2 separate regions of the Homo sapiens genome follow, and region 2 is linked to region 1. The links are chromatin loops, found by intact Hi-C in ENCODE. Cell type or tissue: heart left ventricle. All regions are shown on one strand. Each heading gives the region's core, and the rest is flanking DNA. Links, peaks and the distances in the headings are about the cores only. Region 1 has its middle 46 kb from the start of PRICKLE2-DT. Region 2 overlaps PRICKLE2 (prickle planar cell polarity protein 2).

Region 1 (5,384 bases), core at 267-5,266:
GAAGCTGCACTGCATCTCCTATCACTATCTTCTACTCTGCCGTAATGGCATCAGTTCACCCTCTTCTACTCTAGGAAACTTCTGGAATTTGGGTCCTGTATCAGTTAGCTATTGCCATTGTAAGGATGTGTAACAACTAATCTCAGAATCTCAGTGGTGTGCAAAACTAGGCACTTATTTCTCACTTGTGAGTTTGTGGATTGGCCGAGTGGCTGTGCTTCTCACATCTTTCATCCTCTTCCTGGGACCACCCAGGGTGTGCTCACCTTCTGGCAGGGATGGAGGCACAAGAGAGCAAGCTGGGAAACATGAGGCCTCCAAAGGCCTAAATTTGGAACTGGCACGTTGTCATTTCCACCCATTTGCTGTTGGCCAAAGCAAGTCATGAGGCCAAGTCAAAGGTGAGGAAGGAGTGGTAGTTATACTCCATGAATGATAGCCACGATGAGTAAAGGTGTGGATGCAGGGAGGTGTGAAAATTGGGACCAGTATTGCAATCTACTACAGGTTCCAATAACATGTATTTTGGAATTCATCCTTTTATATCAGCGCCTTTCCATTTTTGAGTTCATGGGCCCTTTTGTGAACCTGTTGGAAGTTCTGCACATGCTCAAACAAGTGTAGTCTACACCTAATTTAGCTTTCAGTTTTCAGGGAGTCTCTTAAGTTAAACCACAAGGCCCAAGTTAAGATATCCTGTACGGGAGTGCTGCCCTGCATGGTGCACTGTCTTCTCCAGGAGCAGGAAGGTAAGACAACAGGTGCTGTTTCTGCCCCTTCTCAAAACCTTCTGCTCTGCTGATTCCAAATGCTCAAACATGTTCAAATGCAAACACTCGGATTGGATGGGATCTTTTCTTTTCTCCAACATGAAGATAGCTTTATCAACATTTTTGACTATTGAAGAAAGTTTCTGCAAAGGTAATGGATAAGCAAGTGCTGCTCTGTTATAATATTTTTGTTGGATCACTTTAACAAAATGTGAAGATTAAGTGTTGTGAAGTGCATTCATCTCCATTCATTCAATGTAAAGAATAATGATGCCTGTTTTTGTTTTTGTTCCTGTGTTTTTCTTTCTTTCTTTTTTTTTTTTTTTTTTTGAGACAGAGTCTCACTCTGTCACCCAGGCTGGAGTGCAGTGGTGCAATCTTAGCTCACTGCAACCTCTGCCTCCCCATTCAAACTATTCTCCTGCCTCAGCCTCCCAGGTAGCTGGGATTATAGTCACCAGCCACCATATCCGGCTCATTTTTTTTGTATTTTTAGTAGAGACAGGGTTTTGCCACGTTGGCCAGGCTGGTCTCGAACTCCTGAGCTCAAGTGATCCACCCGGCTCAGCCTCCCAAAGTCCTGGGATTAAGGCATGAGCCACCATGCCTGGCCATTAAATGTGCTTTAAACACTCTCTTCTTCTAAGAAGTCATAGTCATATTAAATAATCATTTTTATAAATGTCTTTAAACCCTATGTAATTTCCCAAAATTATTTTGGATGTTTTTCTGATCTGTGAAGTCTCAAACTCTGAGAACCACTGATGTAGACTAACTCTCCTTCTGGAGCTGGAATCTTGAGATTTCTCTCCGTCCCTAAGGAATCATCCAGAATCTGTTTGATTACCTTGAGAGATGGAAGCTCATAATCATTGGTCAGCTGTGACCACTGGATCATTCTTTCTTATGTCAGTCTGAAATCCTCCCCTGGGTCGCTGCACCATAAGAGACATCAGAACAGCAGAGTTATCTTTAAGAATTTTCCAACCACTTTTAAATATGGGAAGAGGAGCAGACTTATTTTCATATGCCTATGGCTGTTTCCTTAAGCCTACCACTCTGGTATTTTGTAACAAGTTGCTATCTCTCTGAAATTTAGGGATGCTTCATGGGGCTGATTAGCCTTTATTCTACTTGTGAGCCCTTAACTGGCCTCAAGGTTGAGACAGCAGGGATGTGTGTGTCAGTCTGTAGCAACATCTCCTCTATCTCAGCTGCACCCCTAGAATTCTTCATTTGGTTGAGAACCCTTAGGGTTGCCCTTTTCCATTTCAGTGGGGACAGTGCTGGAAGAACAAGTCAGTGTCCTCCACTGGCACAGGTTCTTCCAGACTCTTGGACTCAGATCCCCTGCCTGCCCCAGGTCTCCAAACCAACACCTACTGCACTAATGAAAATTCACAGTAGAGGGCAGTCTCTCATGCATAACAAGGCTTCCTTTGTGGAGATGTGTATTTAATTGAAGAACTGATAGAAAAGTTTCTTTAATTAGGCTGACTTCATAAAGGGGAGACAAATCCCTTGCCATCCTAGAAGCCATCTTTTGTCTGTAGGAAAGGCCATTTTGTTTTTGAACAGGAGATTTCCCTCTTCTTATTTCCCCACTGTTGGGTCTCATTTGTGAAGTTCAAAGATAGAAGGGGGTTAATTTTAGAGTAGCCTTTCTGATTTTTTTTAAACCAAATATGCATGGTGGTAGGAACATTTGAACACACTGCAGCAAGACTTGCTGATTTCTCAATCTTTTTTTTTTTTTTGAGATGGAGTCTCTGTTGCTCTGTTGCCCAGGCCGGGGTGCAGTGGCATGATCTCAGCTCACTGCAACCTCTGCCTCCTAGGTTCAAGTGATTCTCCTGCCTCAGCCTCCCAAGTAGCTGGGACTACAGGCATGCACCACCACGCCCGGCTAATTTTTGTATTTTTAGTAGAGATGGGGTTTCACCATGTTGGCCAGGTTGGTCTTGAACTCCTGACCTCAGGTGAGCCACCCACCTCGGCCTCCCAAAGTGCTGGGATTATAGGCGTAAGCCACTGCGCCCGGCCTTCTCTGACAATCTTAACAGCTTCCCTGACTACAAAGGATAAGCCTGGAGAGGATTATTAATGCCAAACATCTGTTTTGCTTTTTATGGTCAGGCTTGTGCTGAGTCTGTCTGACACAATATTTAATAGTCACAGAAACCCTACAAGGGAGATCAGCTTGTGGTTATCATTTACAGATGGGGAGACTAAGATAGTGATATTGAGAAATTTGCTGTGTGACCATGAGCAAGATACTGGACTTCTCTGGGCCTTACCTTGTTTATCTGTAAAACAAAGACATTGAGATTAAATAGCTTCCACCATCCCCATTTTCTCTAGGCTTGGGACAAAATAAAATCAAAAACACTAAAGCCAGACTTACCATGGCAGTGGGATTGTCTGGGGGTGGAGGTGTTGATGTTATTGACAAGGAAGCAGGCCCATGCTTTTGTCATTGGTTTAAAATTCCTTGAGCCGAGCCTATGGCATGTTGGAAACCCAGCACTGGCTTGGTTTAACATCCATAAATGTTAAGACGCTGAGCCTCATCCAATTTTAGCAGTAACCTGCTTCAGTTCCCTAGGAATGTTAAAATGGGAACTGCGTTAGTGGCTCTGAAAGCCTGGCCACTGAGCGTATGCTTCTGCTCTTCCATGAAATGCAGAGGCGAATTGTGAATGTACTGAATTATACCAAGGAGATTAATTTCATTTTGTTCTTCCCAATAAAACTCACCAAAATGACCTGACTTGTCCCTTATTCTTAAAAAATTTCCAAAAAGGAAACAAAAGAACTTTTGGTGGTCAGTCTTGTTAGATGGAAGTTTTATTCTCCCAGGCATGAACCAACTGTCAGAAGACTTATTCTGAGCAGGTTTCTAATCTTTTTATATTCTCTCATACATCCCCAGCCTGGCCCTGGATGCTGGGTGCTGTTTAGCAGAAGTGGGATAGAGGCAGGAGTGAGAAAGCCATGCTTTCTGAAATACCAGTGAGTATACCTAGGTTGCGTCTGAACTCATCACTGATCCACACAGGTTATATATAACATGGCGGTGGGTGATTATTTAATGATTTGGGGGGGTTTACAAATCATATGACTAGAAGGAATCATTTTAAAGAGAGCAAAAAAATGATATGAGTGAGAGGTTTTTTATTGGTTGCTATATTAAGCCATACCATATGAAATTGCTCTTTGGTAGGGAAGGTCTGAGCTGGGGAAAATAAATTCAGGAATCATCAGCATATTGATGGTATTTAAATCTGTGAATGAGATCATTTAAGGAGAGAATGGAGCTAGCACTGAGGGCCGGCTCAAAGCCTGAGGCTCTGCAATGTTTAGAAGATTTACAGAGGAGGAGGAACGGCTAAGGAATTAGAGCAGGGGAAAATGTGTCCTTGGTTAAATATTCTGCTGGGGAGGTTTAACACACACACACACACACACACACACACACACACACACACGCGCGCGCGCACACCCCTACACACAGTTAGAGGTCCTGGTTCCAGCGTTTCTTTTTATGAGTGAATCCTCCCCTCCCAGATAACCTTGCCTGGCAAAGATGCTATTTTGTGAGAGGAAGCAGCAGGAGCTGTTAAGCTGAGATGATGATTCATTATCTGTTAATGGTTTCCCCCTGTGGTTTTTCTCTGTCCTTCAACCCCCTACCCCTTTTAGTGGAGTTTTCTTTGTGCTAGAAAATTCATCTCTGTAAAATCTCCAGAATTCTTAAGTCTTCTGGACTTTTCTTGACCCATGGAACATGGAAACTTCTACACTAATCCGCAACCAGTGACAGTTAAGCTATGCCTGATTTGTGGCTGTTTGTGATGGTTAATTTTATGTGTCATCTTGGCTGGGCCTTGAGGTGCCCGGATATTTGGTCCTATATTATTCTGGGTGCTCCTGGATGAGATGAACATGTAAATCAGTGGACTTGAGTGAAGCAGATCGCCCTCCACCATGTAGGTAGGCCTCATCCAATCAGTTGAAGGCCTGATTAGAACAAAAAGACTGACCCTCTCCTCGGTAAGAGAGAATTCCGCAGCTGTGACTGCCTTTGGAGTTCAGTTGCAATATTGGCTCTTGCTGGCCTTTGATGGGACCATCAGCTTTCCCTGGGTCTCCTGAATCACTCTGCTGATGTTGGATTTACCAGCTTCCATAATTGTGTGAGCTGATTCCTTATATTTTTCTATATATCTCTACCTCTATTTCTATCTCCATCTCTCCAAGTCTCTATCGCCTATTGGTTCTGTTTCTGTAGAGGGCCCTGATGAATAGAATGTTTTCTACTGCTCTTCTATACCATCTGCCTTTCTATTCCCATGAACTTCAAAGGCCTTGTCCTGATATGATCTATCTCTTGCACTCAGGAGATCCCCATTTGTCCTGGGACAGCATCAACAGGAGTGGAGGTCTTGGGACTGTCACATCTAGTGAAAATATTCACATTTACTACACAGACCTTTATCCTGGGAGTGGTGCCCTTATTAGATGATGCAAGCAGGCTGTGAAGGACTATTTTCACCCCTTTCTATTAACTACTTGAACTCTGCCTCACACAGTAGTAGTGCACTAACAAGCTTA
Region 2 (5,384 bases), core at 256-5,255, 220 kb after region 1:
ATCACTTTTAACAAAGCTCCAGTTATTCAGCATTTTTGTCTTCCTTCTTAATAGTGATCTTCTGTGACACACGTTTTAATGCCACATCTTAGATTACCCATGAAAGATTTTTCTTCCCGCCTTGAGTAGCCTGCATCTCAATATACTTCTGAATCAATTCACCAGACCTTGGGTTCATATTCACTCAAGCCAAAGTAAGATATAATTTTGGGTAGTTTCTCTTTAAAACAAAATCATATGAATACTAAGAATTTTAAGATCATTTTATGTCTGTTATTTTTCACACATCTTTGCTCCCTTCACTTAACACATTAACAACGGATTCTGAAACTCCCATTTTCAAAGGTTACTTCCTAAACATGTGGTAGAAAAGTTAAGATTGTTTTTTTTTCTTTTCAATCCATTTTCTGCCTAGTTTCCGAAAGGATCTGGAAGAGCTGTCAGTAGAATAACTAAAACAAGGGGAAAGCATGCTATAGGCAACAAAGAGAAAGGACATAATTATAATAGATAACCAAAACTAAAGGGCACTAGTAGAGTAAGGCAATGTTGTTGGCTAACCACCTAACAGTATCTCCAGTTTTGGATGAAGACTGTGATAGCAAGAGGATGAGCGTTGTTTTAGTCTGGATGTTGGGACTGTCAGGATGCGGAAGGATGCCTGCCAGAACTGCTTTTTTGGGTCTGAGCCTCATTGATGCTGAGTGCTTGTCTCTCACAATTGTTGGCTAACACCTTTTGTTGCTTCTCATGCCACTCCTAGAGCAATCAGAAGACTCTGTCGTGAGCCAGGAAGAGGTACTGTATAAACGGAATTCTATAATCTGTAAAATATAACAAAGTGAATGGCCTGAGACTAATAATTCAGAAGCTATAACTTGCCCAATTATCAGTGGTGATTTATTTCCTAGGTCTTCTCAATGAAAATGCTACACACGAATGAGTTGCCAGATCATTTCATTTGTTATAGATTCTGATTGCTGGGGCCAGCATCTTCCCTGTGATCCTTGATTGTCTTATTAAAAACAGAAGGAAAGTTGCTTATGAAAGGACTTAAATGTAAGTGTAGACACACTGTCTGACTCATTTTCTCCCCATTGATTTTCACCATAATTTCAGAGAATTTACCACAGAAAAACATTTGTTCCCAACACGTAATAAAAATCACTCTCAGCTGGGCGGTGGCTCACACCTGTAATCCTGGTACCTTGGGAGGCCAAGATGGGTGGATCACGTGAGGTCAGGAGTTTGAGACCAGCCTGGCCAACATGGTGAAACCCCGTCTCTACTAAAAACACAAAAATTAGCCGGATGTGGTGGCACATGCCTGTAATCCCAGCTACTCAGGAGGCTGAGGCAGGAGAATTGCTTGGACCCAGGAGGTGGAGGTTGCAGTGAGCAGAGATAGTGCTACTGCACTCCAGCCTAGGTGACAGAGTGAGACTTTATTAAAAAAAAAAATCATTCTCAAATTGTCAAATTTGTAGATACTGAAAGGAAAATGGTGGCTTCCAAGGGCTGAAGGGGAGGAGAATGGGAAGTGAGTGGTTAATGAGTACAGAGTTTCAGTATGGGAAGATAAAAGAAGTTCTGGAGAAGGATCGTGGTAGCAGTTGCACAACTATGTGAATGTATTTAATGCTGCTGAAAAGTGGTAAAAATGCTAAATTTTATATTCTGTATATTTTACCGCAAAATAAATAAACACATACATACATAGATAACTCTCAGGAATTGGAGCAGTCCCTTCAAGGACCACATGGTCTTTGTTGAGGATGAACCTGGGCACATTAACTTCTCTTGCACAGACCAAAGGGGAAACAAATTCACCAAGCCTGAGTTAGTTCCCATAATCCTCATTATATAACATACGCACATAACATTCAAAGTATGCACATTACTCAATAATGCAGTTGATTTCTACCTTCTTTGGAGTTCAAACTGATCCATGTGGCTTTCATGATTAAGCAGCCACTCTGGCCTGTTTAGTATTTAAGGTTTTAGCAGGAATTGCAAGCTTGAAGAATGAACTGTGACTACACTGCTCATTGATTCATCAAATACATAGGACAGAGTGTAATCCTTTGACTAGTTTTGGGAGACAGTGGGGTGGAATGGATAGAGAATGAGCTTTGAAGTCAGACCTAAATTTAAATCCTGGCTCAGCCCTTTACTCCTTGGTGATCAAATGGTTTATAATTTTGTTGATCCCCATTTTTCATGATTCTGTATTTGCAAATGTGCCCACTTGCCAAAATTTATTTGTAACCCCAAAATCAATACTTGCGGCAGCACTTTCATGGTCATTTGCAGACTTTACTTGTACCCTGAAAATCAATATTTGCAGCACTCTCGTGGTCATTAACAGGCATACACTGAGGGATAAAAAATTTGAATTGCCTAATGCATACATGGCCAGCTGAGGTAGAACAGCTAATTCTATGCTTTCTTATTCCAGCTCACAGACTGAATAAACAAGTGGTCTATTTAGGGCCACTTTTTTGCATCCTATGCTTTTTGTTGGTGATTTCACTGTTTAAAATAGCCCCAAGCATAGTGAAGTGCCATCTAGTGTTTCTAAAAGCAAGAAGGCTGTGATGTGCTTTATGGAGAAAATACGTATGTTAGGCCAGGCACGGTGGCTCACACTTGTAATCCCAGAACTTTGGGAGGCTGAGGCAGGCGGATCACCTGAGGTAGTGAGTTCGAGTCCAGCCTGACCAACATGGAGAAACCCCATCTCTACTAAAAATACGAAATTAGCCAGGCATGGTGGTACATGCCTATAATCCCAGCTACTCTGGAGGCTGAGGCAGGAGAATCACTTGAACCCAGGAGGTGGAGGTTGTGGTGAGCCGAGATCGTGCCATTGCATTCCAGCCTGGATGACAAGAGCGAAACTCAGTCTGAAAGAAAGAGACAGAGAGAGAGAGAAAAGAAAAAGAAGAAAGAAAGAAGGAAAGAAAAGAAAGAAAGAAAGAAAGAAAGAAAGAAAGAAAGAAAGAAAGAAAGAAAGAAAGAAAGAAAGAAAGAAAGAAAATATGTATGTTAGATAATCTTCAGTCAGGCATGAGTTATAGTGCTGTTGGGCATGAGTTATAGTGCTGTTGGCCATAAGTTAAATGTTAATGAATCAACAATACATATTAAGTAAGTTGCCCTTAAAAAGAAACACACATGAAACAAGGTTATGGATTAATGGGTTAACGAAAATGTTGGGACCAGAGGCTCACAGGAACCTAACCCCATATTTCTCCTAGGAGGAATGTTTAGTATTCAGAAATTCAGTGTTTGCTGTGATTTTATAGCACATAACTGCCATGAATAAAGAGAATCACTTGTGTTTACCTTTGCAAAATGTAATATCCTGTTTACATAGTACTCTCTTCTTTCCCTGCTGTGGCAGGGATTATGGCTATTTACAAATGGTTGGTTCCTTCTTCTTCCAGGCACAAAGGGGGAATGTACTTTCTCAGTCCGTTTAAAGTTAGGCATGTCCATGAGACTTGCTTTCACCAATGAAACCTGAACAGAAGTCACATGTATCATATCCAGGAAAAAAGCTTTTCACTGCCAGTGTTCAGCTCCAACCATCCTTTTCTCTGCTGCCATCCTCATGGAGGCATATCTCCATATGGAGCCCCCATCACCTGGGTCTCTGCCTACCTATAGGAGGATACAGTGTGAGACAGAAATAAAATCATGGTATAGATAAGGGTTTAAGATACAGAATATATACGGTTCAACAAGAAGACAACTCAGTTAAAAGATGACTGAAGGACTTCAATCAACATCTCTCCAAAGACAATATACGGTCGGCTGATAAGCACATGAAAAGATGTCCAACATCATTAGTCATTAATATAATGCAAATCAAAACCACAATGAGATACTGCTTCAGACCTACTAAGATGGTTATAATTTTAAAAACTGGAAAATAAATGTTGGTAAGGATGTGGAGAAACTGGAATTTCTGTGCATTGCTGGTGACAATGTAAAATGGTGCAGCCACTTTGGAGCACTGTTTGGCAGTTTCTCTAAAAGCTAAACAGAATTACCATATCATCCAGTAATTCCACTCCTAGGTATATATGCAACATAATTGAAAGCAGAGATTCAAACATAATTGTACGCCAACATTCACTGAAGCATTATCCACAGTAGTGAAAAGGTAAAAACAACCCAAATTCCGTCAACAGATAAAAATGGATAAACAAAATGTGGTATATACATGCAGTGAAATAATAGCCACAAGCAAAGTCCTGACACATGCTACAACAGAAATTAGCCTTGGAAACATATTAGGTGAAATAAGCAGACACAAAGGACGAATATTGCATGATTCCACTTATATGAAGTATCTAGACTAGGCAGACTCATAGAGACAGACAGTAAATTAGAGGTTACCAGGGGCTGAGGGGAGGAGAAATGGGGAATTATTATTTATTTGGTGTAGAGTTTCTGTTTAACATGATGAAAAAGTTTTGTGACGAGATAGTGGTGATGATTGCATGATATTGTGAATGTACCCAGTGCCACTGAATTGTACACTTAAAAATGGTTAAAATGAGGCCAGGCATGGTGGCTCACGTCTATAATCCCAGCACTTTGGGAGGCTGAGGCAAGTGGATCGAGGTCAGGAGTTCGAGACCAGCCTGGCCAACATGGTGAGACCCTGTCTCTATTAAAAATACAAAAAACTAGCCGGGTGTGGTGGTGAGTGCCTGTAATCCCAGCTACTCGGGAGGCTGAGGCAGGAGAATCACTTGAACCCGGGAGACGGAGGTTGCAGTGAGCCGAGATCACGCCATTGCATTCCAGCCTGGGCAACAAGAGTGAAACTCTGTCTCAAAAAAAAAAAAAAAAAAAAAAAAAAAGGTTAAAATGGCAAATCTTGTAATGTGTATACCACAATAAAAAATTTTAATTAAAAAACACTGCAGTACAAAACTAGTGATATTTTGGTGGTGTTTGAGATATTGTGTCATACTCTAGCTCATCCAAACCAAACCTTCTTTCCTGTCTGTTTCTCTAAAGTGGCATAATATAGGCCCTTTAGGGTTTTATGGCTATACGCAAACTATAACCCGCAGGCCAAGATATTACCTTCACTGATCTTTTGGCGTTTTGGAACTGGAAAGACTGAATTCTCACAATTGTTTTTATGATTCATTTGAAACTTAGTGGGCAAGGCAAGTTACTCAGGCTGAAAGTAGCCGTGGTAGTCAGAAATACATCCTTTGTAATGTATAAGTGAGTTCCTTCATTTTCATATTTTCTGGTCACTTCTCAATCATGTATTTAATGTGCAGAAATGAAACTGCCTTAAATGAACTGACTTGAAACAAAGGTTACCTGTATTCTAAAATGTGTTTCCAACAATG

Evidence for each region. Peaks named below come from ENCODE experiments on the same cell type or tissue, not always from the same donor. Only the 100,000 strongest peaks of a DNase experiment are listed, where the experiment ranks them.
Region 2: a loop joins it to region 1, with 2.1 times the contacts of the local background. A loop is called at or near these places in 15 of 110 quality-filtered maps.

Annotation. Positions count from the first base shown.
Region 1 is chr3:64,396,177-64,401,560 of GRCh38, reverse strand. No RefSeq gene overlaps it. Among named protein-coding and RNA genes, the nearest start is that of PRICKLE2-DT, 46 kb to the left of the region's middle. In heart left ventricle, for the core only: a CTCF peak has its summit at 2,171 (motif pointing right); no DNase peak of the experiment used is centred there.
Region 2 is chr3:64,176,619-64,182,002 of GRCh38, reverse strand. All of the region lies in intron 2 of PRICKLE2 (prickle planar cell polarity protein 2), which reads left to right. Among named protein-coding and RNA genes, the nearest start is that of PRICKLE2-AS3, 8.2 kb to the left of the region's middle. In heart left ventricle, for the core only: a CTCF peak has its summit at 2,573 (motif pointing left); no DNase peak of the experiment used is centred there.